Linked DNA regions of Mus musculus: region 2 is linked to region 1. A link is a contact called in ENCODE Hi-C or POLR2A ChIA-PET data. All regions are on one chromosome and are shown on one strand. Each heading gives the region's core, a stretch centred on a gene start or an enhancer-like site at or near the end of the contact. The rest is flanking DNA. Distances are from core to core; before and after follow the strand shown. Region 1 holds the start of Acad9 (acyl-Coenzyme A dehydrogenase family, member 9). Region 2 holds the start of Exosc9 (exosome component 9).

What was found. Hi-C counts contacts between places; a loop is a spot of excess contacts on that map. ChIA-PET counts read pairs that join two places held with the same protein, here RNA polymerase II (POLR2A).
Region 2: a loop to region 1 is called in a map of heart, with 2.7 times the contacts of the local background. The contact joins the promoter of Exosc9 here to the promoter of Acad9 in region 1. A Hi-C loop is called at or near these places in 1 of 37 maps with a recorded cell type or tissue (heart). POLR2A ChIA-PET finds 5 or more read pairs at or near these places in 1 of 5 experiments (Patski).

Annotation. Positions count from the first base shown.
Region 1 is chr3:36,063,870-36,071,449 of GRCm38, reverse strand. It overlaps Acad9 (acyl-Coenzyme A dehydrogenase family, member 9), which reads right to left and starts at 5,471. Exons shown (of 18, transcript NM_172678.4): 1 at 5,180-5,471; 2 at 1,647-1,740. The coding sequence starts at 5,341.
Region 2 is chr3:36,550,710-36,558,631 of GRCm38, reverse strand. It overlaps Exosc9 (exosome component 9), which reads right to left and starts at 6,026. Exons shown (of 12, transcript NM_019393.2): 1 at 5,881-6,026; 2 at 5,503-5,597; 3 at 4,707-4,826; 4 at 4,490-4,592; 5 at 3,857-3,994; 6 at 3,068-3,150; 7 at 1,637-1,769. The coding sequence starts at 5,946.

The DNA.
Region 1 (7,580 bases), core at 4,222-6,721:
CATGAAAAGGGGAGAGGGTGAGCTGAGCACAGCCCACACAGCTCAGAACCATCTGTTCTCCTGCTTCTGTCACTAAATGTTCCCCTCAATGAACTGTGGTCTCAAAACAGGAGCCAGAACAGCCCTTCCTTCCTCAGCAGCAACTCCCGGGCAGATGTCGTCACAGTGTGGAAGAAGGAAGCTATGCACACACTCCACTGGATCGTTAAAATCGCTGGTACCTTCTCAGCCAGTACTTACTTACTGTTGATTGCAACAGTAGTCAACTTACACCAGAGAGTAAGTACATAGCTCCCAGAATTGTAATGGGAGGTCTGGATAAACAGTACTAAGCAGACTGTTTCTGGGCCCAGTTAAATCCAGCATTCAGACGCCTCACTGCCTACACAATACTCCAACTTCTGAAAACAGCAACTCTGTATAACACTACGTCAGTCACTGAATCAACACTCATCCTAGGCCTTTTGAGTTGGCTCAGTAGGTAAAGGTGCTTCCTGTAGGGCTTACAACCTGAGTGTGATGCCTCAGGCCTACATAGTCGGAGAGAGCTGACTTTTACAAGGTATTTTGTGAGCTCTACAAACACGCTGTGGCACACATATATGAACATACGAGCACACACACTAAAAGCAATAGGAAAACCCCTTATACAAAGGAAAAGTGAGGTTCTGGCTGCGCATGATGGCACGTGCCTTTAATCCCAGCATTTAGGAGGCAAAGGCAGGCAGAGCCCTATGAGGTCAAAGCCATCTGGTCTACATAGTGAGTTCCAGAACAGCCAGGGCTATGTAGCGAGATCCTGTCTCAAAAAAACCAAATGGCAAGGCAATGCAGGGCAGGGCAGGGCAGGGCCAGGCTGGGCCAGGCCAGGCCAGAAAAGTGAGATCTGTCTCCCAAACCAAACATCTCCTCCCTCTAACACCACCCCTATTCTTGAAATGGCAAAATTATAACATGTTTCAAGGAGTCACAGAAGTTACGTAAAATCTGATCATTAAAATGATAGCATGAGAATCCTCACTATATCACTGTATCTGTGTCTTCATGACTGTTCACACACACCAGCAATGTATGAGAACACAGACACATATGCACCAGTACAGGTTAAACTTTGTGAACTGTGTGAAATCAGCTGGCTTGTACTGATAGCAATGTCCTGTTTGTGATGTCAGAGAGTTATCCAAGAGGTCATCACTGTAACAAACCAGAAGGGCAGACAGTCCCCGAGAAAATGCTAGGCCACAGATTGTGAATGGTTCCTAAAACACCCAGTACAAAGAGCCAGATGGAACCCTTACAAATATGCATGTCATCTCATACAGTCTTTGCCACGGTGTGTGGCTAACAAGTGTGAACTACCTGGCCTTAGCCACTTTCATTTATTCTAGTTACCCACTTTATCAAGTTTTAGCCTGCTGCAATATAGAAACATTTAAAATAGTTGTTTACTACAGAGACCTAGAGGAACACCAAATTAGTGTCTTTTAACTAAGCAGAAATTGATCCCTGAAGGTTCTATTATGAGCAGAAACTATGTGTAACTTAATAATGACACTAAGAGCTTTCTCTGTCTATAGTGCTTCCAATGTACGCAATCTAATTAATCTTTTAATTGAAGAGAGCAATGAAGAGAAAACCGTACATACCTTCTTCAGTGAAGAATTTTTCCAGCGGTCCCACGAACTGATTGATTTCACTAAGTTCATGTTGACTGACCTCTGGAAATGGGAAAACTCCTTTCTAAAAATGAAAACCACGCATGACAAATTTAATTTTCAGCAACTTCTCATTGTAATATTTATCAAAAGGGAAAGGGGGTGTGTGTTACATGCTTCATCTGGTCCCAGGAAGGAGGCAGAAAGATGACTTCATACAATACCTCAGGTATGGGTCTTATGTCTAAGCTGCTATCTATACCCATATTCCTCCCCTCGCAGGTGGGTTGAATCCTAATCTCCAACAGTTTCCTTATCAATAACAAGTGGTGGAGTGGGTGCCATAAACAAGGAGCCTAGGACTACATTTGGATCTCCTGACAATGTGCAGGCCATATCTCTTCAAGGTCCTTCTGAGACTTGTAGGAGACAGTAGATATGAGGACTCCTCATTAAAATGGACATCAGTCTTTATGTCCCCAATGCAAGGACATAGTCTGCTCATCCTGCGTGTCCCTCTTTGAGCAGCTGTTTCTTGCCTTGTGAATACTGCTTAGCATGTGAGGTAGCAAGGTCACAGGACGAGATTCAACCTGAGCCTAGCTGTTCTTTACATGTGTGACTGGCTTTGAGCAACTTATATGTCCTGTATTGGCTTCTCCTATATGATCCTGTTCATCAGAGAAAGGAGCTGTGTGGGTCAAGCAGGACATACTTGGGTCCTGAAACATGAAGTGACCATGCCTGCGTCCTGGAGAATGATGTGGCTTCTAATCACTAGTGGCCAACTTGCCAGGATTCCCTGCGGGCCTTTGAAATGATCCCATATGGCTTGAAGACCTGTGGCCCGCCAAGCTCTAGCTACTCCTCCAGGTGCTTTGGACAGGGTGTATATCTGGACCCACAGCTGAACACAGATATATCACAAGTTTTCAGGATCAGGAGTTCCCCTGTCTCCTTGGTTCCTCTCACCAAGGGGAGCACTCAAGTCTCTACCCTGTCTTAGTACTCACGTTCCTGACTTCTCCACATTAGCAACGTTCCAAAATCTATTTGCTCCTCTCTGGCCCAAGGACAAGAGGTCCATGGGTCTCTCTCTATCCAAGAGACAAGTGACTTAAAGAATATGCTGCCATCCACCAGCACTCACTCCACTGCTGAGGCAGACTAACAGGGAGCATAGTTCCTGTTGGCCCTCTGAGCCTCTTAGAACAAGGCTGCTCACTCATGGAGGCTCAGACCACTCCTACTCCATCACCTTCACAGTCTTGCCTGTCACCTAGTCTGGGTCAAAGGGCTGTGTGGGAGAAAAGTGATGTCGATCCCAGTGGGCAAACTAGGCAAAACAGGCAACCTGGCAAATAACTGGTATTCAGACATACTTAAAAGGGTAAAGACTTCAGGAGTCCAGGCACAATGAGGCACACCTTTAATCCCAGCACTTGGAAGGCAGAGGCCAGTGGACTCCTGTGAGTTCAAGCCAGCCTGGTCTACATAGCACGCTCCATGCCAGCCAAGACTACACATCACGACCCAGTCTCAAAAACAACAACTCAAATACAATCTTCCAAAACAGAACAAAACCCAAAAACCTAAAACAAAAAATATCAGGGGGGGGGGGTGGATACTGGAGGCTAGAAGGAAAATATCCTCTAGTTAAAAGTGACAAAAACTGAATGAGGCGCCGTGTGGGTGAGGAGTGAAATAACAATTAGCATCTTTTAAGCTGATAAAGCAAAAGAACCTGTTATTCAGGTAATCCTACTGCAGAAGCCAATTATATAAGCCAGGGGCTGTAACTAAGTCTGCCAGTGCCACACAAGCCTCACCCATTCATCCTCCCACTTGCCCCTGGGACAGACTCGGGTCCAAGTAAGTGTATATGTCAGCCACTGGCATGGATAACTCGGCTACTCTCTACCCTCAGACGCTTAAGTACCACTGCCATTGTCCTAGTCAAGGCCCAGAAATGCTCCGAGAGCTGGTGTTTGCTCAATCCAGGAAGTAGCAGTGAAGTTAGAAGTGGTCAGATATGAATGTAACTTGAAGATAAACAAAGATTTACTTACTATAGGATTCAATGAGAACAAGACGAATCAAAGGTGTCACTGGAGAATGTATTGAAAAAGTTGAATCACAGAGTAGCCATTATCTATTGTAAACGGGCTGTTGGGAGAAGCAGAACTGGGTGGGATCCAGGAGAGGTTATCATATATGCTTATTAAAGATGCTTATTAGACATCTAAGAGGAGATATAGAGCAGAAAGGTAGACTAAGTCTGGAGTTAGGGGAAGAACTCAAGTTGAAAAAATAAATCTGAGTCGTAAGAATAGAGTTGTCATTTAAAGCTAGGGCACTGAATTAGGTCATCAAGGGGCTGACCATAATAAAAAGAGAGGCCCACAGGCTTAAACTTTAGAAAAATTCAGCATTGCTAGGTGTGGCATACAATTTCAATCTAGCTCTCATGAAGGAAGGCAGAGGCAGAAAGTCTCAGTGAGACTGTCTCAAAAGCAAGCAATCAATACACCTGCCACCTCCACATTAAAAAGAAGAAGAACAAAACAACACAAACAACAACGACACTGCCTCTGACTTCAACTGGGCTACCAGAGACACTGGCCAAGGTCTACAGGTTGAGAAACCAAGGAACTAACAAAAGAGATACAAAGAAAAGAATTTTTTTTTCAGAAACCTGAGGCCTAACATGCATTCAGAACAAACATTAAGTACATATCTGCATTAGTTACTAATGGTGGGTGGGGTAGGAATGGGAATGAGAAGTGAGCAATGTGGAGAAAACCACTGGCCACTGGGCCAAAGCCTGAGGGCACAGGTCCAAGATGCAGAATTATCCTTGAATAGTGAGAAAGCTGAGTTCTAATCACCAGGCCAGCCTTTGCTAGGGGTATACAGCTCACAACAGTATAGAAAGTAGATACCATCTGGAGGAGAGCTGACCACTGGGACTCTCACTAAATACAGAAATGGAAAACTGGCAGCAAAGCTCACGGGTGATGAAGGGTAGATTTAAAGACTGAAGGGGATACATGATGGCTGCGCTCTTCCTCCTGCCTTGGAAAAGCACAAGAATCCAAGTCCCTCGGCACCCTCTGCGCCAGAATGTGGGCAAAAGGGTCCCCACACTTCAAAGTTCTAGCTTTGAACGTTGCACCAGGGCAGCCACTCAGCCCAAGTGTTGACTTCTACTTTAATAAAGTCAGACAATACGAGACAAACTTCCAAGACAAGAAATAGCTGGATGGGCAACTCTGAGGACCGAGGCAAGAGGACCACGTATTCAAGGCATGCCTAGCTACAGAGCGAGTCCAAAGACAGCCTGGGCTACTACTGAATGAGACCCTGCCCCAAAACAAAAACCACTGTGACACGACTTAAGCCACATCGCCGAGCCCAGCCTCTCGGATGTTTGGCTTCTACGGGCTCGGATAACGTTCCATGCAACTCTGGCCAGAATGAAAGGTGGGAGCAGAGGACACGGGCAGTCCGGCCTCGCCTCCTACCTGCTCGATGTTGCCCAGGAAGAGCTCCTTGGCGAACGAGCAGCTCTGCAGGCTGGTGTGCAGCGGGCGGCGCCTCGCCGTGAATTCCCTCAGCACCCGGGAAGCTCGCGCCGCAGCCGCCGCCGCAGTCGCCCCACGCGAGAGCAGCACACAGCCAGACATGCTGCTCCTGACTTCAGACTTCAAGTCGCTGGAAGCCCCGCCGCTCCTCCCAATGACGCCAATCACCCGCGTCCGGGCATCCAAAGTCTCACCCTGCACCGCTGCAACCGGAAGCTAGCTCGCACTTCCTGATGACGCAAGGGCTGCGCCGCCTTGAGCGAGGCTATTGGACAGGTCGTTCCAGAATATGTTTAATAAATGTCTCCTACGCCAAGCATTGCTGTATGTAATGTCTGAGTATGTAATTTAGAAATTGTAGTTTTTTAAAATTCATCCGAACAGGCTAGGAAGTAAGTGTGTGTGTGTGTGTGTGTGTGTGTGTGTGTGTGTGTGTGTGTGTGTGTTCTTTCTTGTTATACTTTTGCCAGTAAGAAAACGAAAATACTCAAAAGTCAAGCTGCAAAACTACCACCCAGGCTCCCAAACACAGCTCTTGTGCCTGTGTGCTATTCTCAGCACATCCTCTAAAGAGCAGATTAGATTTCATCAAATAAACCTAGAAGTACAACTTTTGTTATTCTCATCTCACTTAATGTAGGACTTAGAATATTGCTAAATGGGTATAACAAAATGACAAGGGACCTATTTTACTAACCCACTTCTGCCTAATTCTCTTAAATATGTGAGTGGCGTGGTATCATTTTGTATGGGAGACTGCATGAAGCACTAAGAGCATGCTGTTTCCTCCTTTCTTGAATCTACCACTCCCTGTGTTGTGCACCCCCCTAGTCTGGCCCCTATTGGCCACAGTCTTCAGACACTTGCTTTCTTCACCACTCCCAGGGCAAGGCATTTCCCTTGGCTCGGTGACCTACCCTATGAAACTATAAACACCATGTTTGTTTGTTTGTTTCTTTTTATGATTTATTTATTTTATGTATGTGAGTATACCATTGCTGTCTACAGACACACCAGAAGAGGGCAATGAATCCCATTACAGATGGTTGTGAGCCACCATGTGGTTGCTGAGAATTGAACTCAAGGCCTCTGGAAGAGCAGTCAATGCTCTTAACCGCTGAGCCATCTTTCCAGCCCTTGTTTGTTTTTTTTAAAATGAATCTTATGTTGAGGAAGTAAGCCAAGGCAGGGCCTGGTCCAACTGGTCCAGCTCTCACATCAGGGTTTATTCATATGTCTGTTGTCTTTATTTCTAGGCAGGTTGTCCTGAGGGAACCAGTGTGGCATCAACTGTTACAAGATGACTCCTTCAGAAAATACATGCAGTTTTAACACCAATAGAAAGCATTTATGCCCCACTGGGGACTGCATAAGGAACTTCCCAAACTATGTAGCCCAGAGCCTCACTATTCTTTTCCTTTTATGCACAAAAAGCAAGTAAGAACAGTTAGCGAGAAGTGAAACTACAGAAGCCAAAAAGCAAGGTTAATATGTTTAGGGACTTTCCCAGGTCCTGGCACTATAAACTAGGTCTTTGATGAATTAGGTCTTTGTTCCTATTTTGGCAGGTTAGGGTTTTGGCAGATTGTTGTTGCCTATGTACTGAGTTCTAAGGTCAAAATGGTGTCTCTAAGATGGCATCAGTTGAGTCAGTGTCTCACAGGCTATTGAGGCCACCTTTTAGTCATGGGAGCCAAGGAACTACTTGCCCTAACTTAGTCTGAATCTTAGTAGACTGCCTCTTAAAAAATATCTATCTATCTATCTATCTATCTATCTATCTATCTATCTATCTATCTGTGTAAGAGAAAGAGTATACTAGGCACATGTGTGGAGGTCAGAAGATAGCTTCTCAAGTATTGGACCCGGATCTCCAGGCTTTGTGGCAAGCGACTTCACTCACTAAGCCGTCTTGCTAGCCCACAGACTGCCTCTTGAAAGGTTAGCGTCAGTACTGTAGCCTCTGTTCCATCGATCTGAGATCTCCAGGTGACCCAGGAGTCCCGTTCACACGAATGTGTCCTGCCAGTGTTGCTTTCTTTCTTAAGAGTCACCTTGATCACAATGTCTCTTCACAGCAATAGAACATGGAATAAATCACCTAATGTAGTGGGAACTAACTAAAATACATGAAAGTGATTTTAATGATGTCTCCAAAAATGGGGAGGTAACTCTCCATCTCTCGTTACCAAACAGAGCTTCCAGTAGCAAGCCTGGGTTATACCCAATTGAGTTGTTGGCCAAAGAGCTTCCATGGAAATGCTCCAAACACCCCAGGCTGTTGCCAATACAATAGTTTGCTCTCTGCAAACTGACAAAAAGAGTCCATTGCTGAAGACAA
Region 2 (7,922 bases), core at 4,777-7,276, 490 kb before region 1:
GAGATAGCCTAGGTTGTACCTTGTGCTGCAGCAGGACTTAGTGATGTATGAGAGTCACCCAGGTGGTACTAGTTTTGAAGGTATGAAGGGGTCATGAAGAGCAGCTGAGGCTTGGTCCTGTGACAGGTCATGGAAGGTCACTGGTGAAGGTGCAGCCTCAGTTGCAGTTGATGGCCCAGGACTGAAGGGATCATGCAAAGGATTTGAGGCCTGGCACCATGAACAGAGCCAATGAGAGACTACTGGTGAAGTGTAGTTGCAGCAGAAGACCACAGTGTACTGGAGATGCCAGTACCATGGGATGATCACCAAGAATAGCAATGGCAGTGGAGTGGATCAACCTGAGCTTAGAAAGCTACAGAGGGCAGAGCTGGAAAAGTGACACCAGCCCATTTGGAGGAGCCCAGAAGATCACGTGTAGATCATAGACATTGAGACAAGAACATTACTCCAAGGTAACATTGAAGTTGCCTTGGAGACCCCACGGATTTTCAAGATGCCAGAGCCTTAGGGTATCTGCCAAGGAAAGCTGCTAATGGAGTGGAACCATTCCAGGAAAAGGAATTTGTTGCAGTCAATAAAAGATGAAAATGGAGTTGAGATCTGAAGCCTGTTTTGATATCAGCCGAGATGCAGAGTTTGTAGTTTGCCCAGCTGCTTTCCTGTCTTGCTTTGGGGATTATAGTTGAGTGATTGGATGAATCTCAGAAGAGACTTTGAACTTTGGACTTTTAACATTGTTGAGACTGCTATAGACTATGGGGACTTTGGAAGTTGGATTAAATGTACCATTTTTATTATGTTATGGCCAGATATTGCCCCCACAGACATGTGTTTGAACAAGCCTATAGGAGCCAGGGAGTGGAATGTGATGGTTTGTATATGCTAGGCCCAGAGAGTGGCACTATCAGGAGGTGTGGCCTTGCTGGAGAAGGTGTGTCCCTGTGGGCATGGGCTTAAGACCCTCATTTTAGCTCCCTGGAAGTCAGTTTTCCACTAGCACGCTTCAGATGAAGATGTAGAACTCTCAGCTCCTCCTGTACCTTGCCTGCCCAGATGCTGCCATGTTCCCACCTTGATGATAATGGACTGAATATCTAAATCTGTAAGCCAGCCCCAGTTAAATGTTGTCCTTTATAAGACTTGCCTTGGTCACTGTGTCTGCTCACAGTAGTAAGACCCTAAGATACCAAGGAACATACAGGAGCTGGACCTAAGCCCTACACATCTGTAGCAGATGTGCAGCTTGTTGTTCCTGTGGTTCCCCTAACAAGTGGCATGGGTGCTGTCTCGGTCTGTTCTCTGCCACTGGGTGTGCTGCCCTGACTTGGACTGCCTGGTTTTGTCTCAGCGGGAGAGGATGTGCCTAGTCCTGCTAGTACACCCACAGGGTAGGGAGGTACCCAACAGGGGCTCCCCTTCCCTAGGGAGAAAGTGAGGAAGCAATGGGAGGAGGGATTTGTGGGGGTAAGACTGGGAGGAGAGAAGGGAAGGGGCTGTGATCAGGACATAAAGTGAATTTTAAAAAATGAATAAATAAATAAAATGTACTTTAAAAAGATAATTTTAAAAAACAAAATAACAATAAAAGTTCTAAAAAGAGAGGTCTTACAGGGAAAGGAGTCAAAGCACTCACCTGGTCTTTAAGCAGCATTATCCCACCACTAGACTGAATAGTACAAATTTCTCGATGCTTATTCATGGCAATCACCAGCAAGCCATCCATTACTCGTTCTTCACGTTCATTGGGGTCCACCAATAAGTATGTTCTGAAACAAATGTTAAATGGTCCTCAACATATATGAAGCTGAGTTCTGTTTCTAGGAGAATGGGTTTGTCTTTTTTTTTTTTTAAAGATGTATGTATTATATAAAAGTACAATGTAGCAGCTGCCTTCAAACACTCCATAAGAGGGTGTCAGATCTCATTACAGATGGTTGTGAGCCACCATATGGTTGCTGGGATTTGAACTCAGGACCTTCGGGATAGAAGTCAGTGTTCTTAACCACTGAGCCATCTCTCCAGCCCCATGCCTTATTTTTTAGTTAGCATTCAAAGTCAATACTGAAGGATTTGAGCCACTTCAACTCAGTAACTTCAGTTACATGAAATCTATGTCTCTCTGGCCATTACAATGAAGTCACATTAAGTTCAGATAAAGACTTAGATAACACTAGTTTGGTTCATTTTAAAGTGGCCCTGGGGTCCTGCCCTCTAAGTTCTAGAGTCTGCCTGCCTCTGCAGTGTCCTTTTCCCAATAGAGAACCACCTACCGTGGTTCAGTGCCTAACAGCTGAAATCTTTTCTCTAGTTCTTATGCATGGGAGTCTCTCCTTTCCTGAAGATCCAAGAACCGTGTTTCACTTAGAAGCACATTACATGGATGTATAAGCCTCTCCAGCTCATACTGTGAGCGTTTAACAGGAATTGTGAAGACAAGGCTAGACAGTTGAAGGAAGCAATTTTTCAGGTTTGCCAACTATTTCCCCTTCCAATGGGCTCCTCAAACTACTGCCCATAACATGCCTCACACTGCCAATGTTCTATTAGTCCAGAGTAACCCTTACCCCATGCACAATCTCAATTGAGCTCACATATCCTCAAGGCCTTTCTCTAGCTAGGGAAGGGTAGATGCTACCATGCCACATGAAAGTCTTACACTCTAAGTATGCTGTGAGCAGAGAAACGATGGAGGTACATTCATAACAGCTGAATTTGCCAGTTCTATTAAGAAAACCTTTACAAAGACAGGAAGAAACCAGTAGGTGGTCTAGTATTAAGGGCAGCAGGTTTATGCGTATCTGAACAGAGCAATAAAGTTCTTAGCTTGGAGCTGGCATAGCTCAGCTGGCAGAGTGTTACACATCATACACAAAGCCCAGACTCCATTCTTCAGCACTATATAACCAGGCACAGTGGCACATGTCTGTAACCCCAGCACTTGGGAAGTGAAGGCTGAAGGATCAGAAGTTCATAGTCAACTACTCAGATATATAGAGCTGAGCTACAGGACCCATCCAATTGCTAGGTATACTCACATTTCAACCCATGGCAAGGTAACACTTACCCTTGCTGAAAGAAAGCAAAACTGACACAAATGGGCATATGGTGGATGCTCAATGGCACGGGATCACGCTCTTCAGGGGTATACTGTTTCAGAAGAAAGGCCAAAGTCTTAAAGTTAGCAAATGAGAAAAATACAAAACACTAAGATATGAAATTCTTAACAGTGAGTATCTAAACAATGTCTTTTATAGTTACCTATGTGACTCTGACAACTGTGTTCCTACTTAATTTTTATGATGATAAAACATCGATCTCATGTCTAATCTTCTCTCCCAGAGCTTCAGTCCAGTGGCCTTTTTAGGAAGGTATATGTGCAGTGCTACCTAGGAGTTCTTGATGCCCATCTGGGCACTCTGAGTTAGCCATGTAAGTACTGTGGTCCTGCCTCTATCCTCCTCCCTAAGCAGAGCCTAGGAGTGCTGTTAACAAGCCTCCAGGCAGTCCTCATGAACAAAGGGCCTGCAGAAACATGAAAATCCAGCAAGCCTCAGTCCATTTCAGGTACTACAGGCCTCTCATGCTGACCTACTCAGAGACCAACCCTTTCCTCTAGTAGTCAATCCAAAGAAAGAGCCACAGTTCTATTACAGGAGACCAAGCTGGGTCATGTTATTATTGACAGGCAATTCTGTGAGAGAACATGAAACTTCTAGGGCATTTCTGACCATTTGCAGTTTCTGTCTTGTGAATAAAAACTAGAAGAACCCTAAATGCTATCTGCCATGTCTCCTGTCAGCACACGAAGGATTTGCTCACAGGAACAATTCTGATCGGAGCCCTGGAAGCTTACCAGTGTTACTTCCTCTCCTTGGACAGAGACATCAGGTCTTCGGAAGTGACACAAGGCTACAATTGCAGCAATGCTAGCAGCATCAATAATATTCCCATCATGATTTAATAAATGTAGGTCTACACGGATCTGCCAAACCTGAAAGTGAATTTAATATAAAAATAAATCCCAACTGAGCATGACCAATGGCCACTGGTAAAGAAATACTGCACTTTTTTTTTTTTTAACGTATACGGCTAATCCTTCCAGTTTATCCAGGAAAAATGCAGTTAACTTTAAAACAAAACACTTGAAATACTAATAGTTAACTTATCTATGGGATTCATTTGAAAGACTAAGAATATGTAACTGAATGGAAGCATTCTAACATTTGAAACTTATGTTTTTTAAAAAACACATTTATTTTCCATGTATGCACATTTGCTTGCATGTATGCATGTACCACACTCATGCCTGGTGTCCCCAAAACTGTGTTAAAGCTTCTGGAACTACAGTTACAGAGGTTGTGAACCGCCATGTGAGTGCTGGCAACCGAACCCAAACCTCTGCAAGGTCTCCAGGTTCCTACGTCTGTTTTAATTGTGTCTGAATCAACAGTATTCATTGTTAAGATATTTTGAACATATTTCTCACCTTTTCACCAGCGACAACACAGAGAGATTCAGTGTCTATACACTTTGAATTTCGTAGACACCTTTCTAAGAGTCGATTCAGCTTCACCAAGAGATCTGACTGCCTATGGAAAGAAGAACGAACTAATGTGATAAACTTCGACTGTGAGCAGGAAAACAATATCTCACTGAGGGTAAGTTCTTCCATGGCTAAAGTAACTTAACAAAGAGTGAGATACCTGCCAGGCTCAAAAGCTGGAGCAGCCATCTGAGAAAGCTCAAGGTTAAAAAAGAGGATACCTTCCGTTGCCCTATTGAGTTTCGGAGAAACAAGTTCACAGGAAACCTGTCCAAGGACTCTGCAAAAATAAAGGTGCAAAGCAGTCAACTAAACGTACTTTCTTTTCAATTAAAAAAAAAAAAAAAAGGGTGACGAAATCTAAAATAACAACAACAACAACAAAAACCTAAACAACACAATGTGACATAAGAGGCAGAAATTACATATAGAATGTGGTAAACTGGACCCAGCAACCTGCCTACACACACACAATAATGCACATACACAATAATAAAGGTTTTTTTTTTTAAGGGTAAGTAGATTTCACGCAGAAATAAAAAATATTGGTATACACAAAAGGATGACAGAAAGGAAATCTCTTATTTCTTACATCATTTGAGAATAAAAGGGAAACTGAGGCTTACTGATGACATGATCGATACACTCCTCACACTAGAAAATGAGACATGCAGATAACCTGTGTGATCAATGTTAGCTGTCTACATGATTTATAATGGTCATACGGAACTATGATACTCATATAACAGAAAGCACTAATGGTTGAAAGTTAAACTGCGCACAAAACTAAAAAAGGCTGGCATTAAAGAAACATATTTCTCATCAGAATAATGATAATAATAAGAATAAGAATAAGAATAGCACGTTTGGAATTCGGAGCTGCTCAGTAAACAACCGAGTCAGTATGTTGTGATTTTCACACCTCCTGTTGCATTATCTAACTTGAATCCTGTTACCTTGTTTTTCCCAGTTCCACAATACAGCATCCATAATCCGTTCCGAATGAGATCCTGATGTTCCTGTAATCATAGGTCTGTCTGCCGTCCAGGCGCTGTAAGCAAACACCATTTACTGCTTTAACATATTTATGAGTGGCAACTGTGTCTGTGTGGTCCTGGTTCCCAACGTCCCTGCCACTGAATACTGCTGGCTTAAGGTTCAAAGGAACTGGTCAGGGTCAAATACTGCCCTGAGGCTTGGGGAATGGGGAGAGTCCACACTGGGCAGCCCCCGAGTCCACACCACGACCACACAACAGGCCGAACTGACAATGTATCCACGGACAACCCGAGTCTACACCCAAAGCCACGGTGTTCACACCGCAGGCCTCGCACCTTCTTCTCCTCAATTGCGCGGAGCAGGAAGCGGCGCTCACAGTTGGAAAGCGGCGTCTCCTTCATAGTGGCGGGCCACGCAAAGGATGAACGGCACCGAGACAAGTCCGCACACCGGCTTCTTCCCGGCGCGGAAAACCGACGTCATCCAGGCGCAGGCTCGGGGGCGTGGTGTGGGCGTGGCTAGAGATCGGGGGCCGCTGGGGCCGGTACAGGCAGTGTAGCAAATCAACGAAGATTTCCCGGGTTGGTCCTGCCCGGCATCGCAGTGGAGATTAGCATCTGCAGTGCAGTCCTGTTCCTAGTTTTTTATTGAGACAGAATCTCACTCTGTCTCTGACTGAACTCAACAGAGACTTACTTATCCCTACAAGTCGTAACAGTTCTTGCTTTGGGGGTAGGAAACAAAGATTTCCCCAGCTCTTGGGTCTGGATGTCTACCATCTTCCAGGCTGACCTAAGTATTGGGATTCCCTGGCACTTCACCACAGAGACAGTCTACTGAGGATGCTGACTTTTGTCAGAGAAAGATGGAAGGGTGGTGCGAATCGGTGGAGAATCCTTGTAAGGGCTTGGGGCGGATGGGGAGGATGTAGCCGACTAAAGGTGGTTCACATGGGACCTGAGGACGGGAAAACAAGTGAAGTGTAACGTCACTGACTGGAACCTCGTTTACTGCTTATATCTCATTTTAAACCGACAGGCTTATTTTTACAGACAGACATGTGTCCTCCATCTGCTGGCCGGTGTCCTGATTCACCCACATCAAGAGCTGGTATTTGACAGCTTGCGCAACGAGTGAGGCAGCAGTAGGTGATCCTTTAGTGCCCAAATCTTCTGTTTCTCCTTTTTTATTATTGTTTTTTTATTTTAATTACAGAGTCTCACTGTGTATCACTGGAACTAACAGAGATCCACCTGACCCTGCAAAGTTGTAACAGCTCTTGCATGGGTTTAGGAAATAGGGATTTCCCCCAGCTCTTGGCTATGGCTAGCTAGCAGCTTCCAGGTTGACCTAGTTTTTGGGATTTGCAGCAACAATGAATGCTACAGCTCTTGGCCCAGGGTCTGAGACCTTGGCCCCAAAGATTTAACAACTCTGAAACGTTCCAGTTGTCAGGACTGTAGTTTCTGGTCTTGCTCTCTGTTCTCTCCAGCTGTCCCTTTTCTGTGCTGCCTTTCTTCCAGTCCCGGCTGCTTTTGAACTATTCAGCTGCTGCTTCCTCGGCTGTCCAGCTGCCCGGCCTTGCCATTGTCTCAGCGTGGCCGCCAGACTGCACAGCTGCGTATGCATCACCGCTCTCAGCTGCCCCAGCTGCTTTTCCCGTTGCCCCCTCAGTTCACAGAACAGAAAGAGAAAAGTTTCCTTGAATCAGATGCTTCAAATCCAGAGAAGACAGCACAGGGTAGTGCCTTCCAAGCATCTCACTAGGTGATCCTGAGCATACATCTTCTATTTTTCTGGATTTTTTTTCCTCTCGTAAATATAATGGTTTAATTATGGAAAACAAAGAAGTTAATGTTTTTCTACCATTATTCTTCAGCGTGTACTAAATCAGTATACCTTTGAATTCTACTGTGTTAAAATGTTTGGTTTATGGGCTGGAGACGTGCCTTAGAGTTAAGAACTGTTGGTCTTCCAGAGGATCTGAGTTACCAAACACAGCAGTCACATGGGGTGATGCACAACTATAACTACAGCATCGTGGGATCCTAATCACTCTTCTGGCCTCTGAGGATACGGTGCACACATGCATAAACACAGAGACATGCACTCATACACAAGTACCTCCATCTTAGTAGTATGCAAATCTCCTTTTATCCTTATCATTGAAAATTAGTTTATTTGTTTGCTGATTTTCTTGTTTTTGTTAAAAGATGAGAACAAGCTGGGCATGGTGGCACACACCTTTAATCCCAGCACTTGGGAGGCAGAGGCAGGCAGATTTCTGAGTTTGAGGCCAGCCTGGTCTACAGAGTGAGTTCCAGGACAGCCAGGGCTATACAGAAAAACCCTGTCTCGAAAAATAAAAAAAAAATTT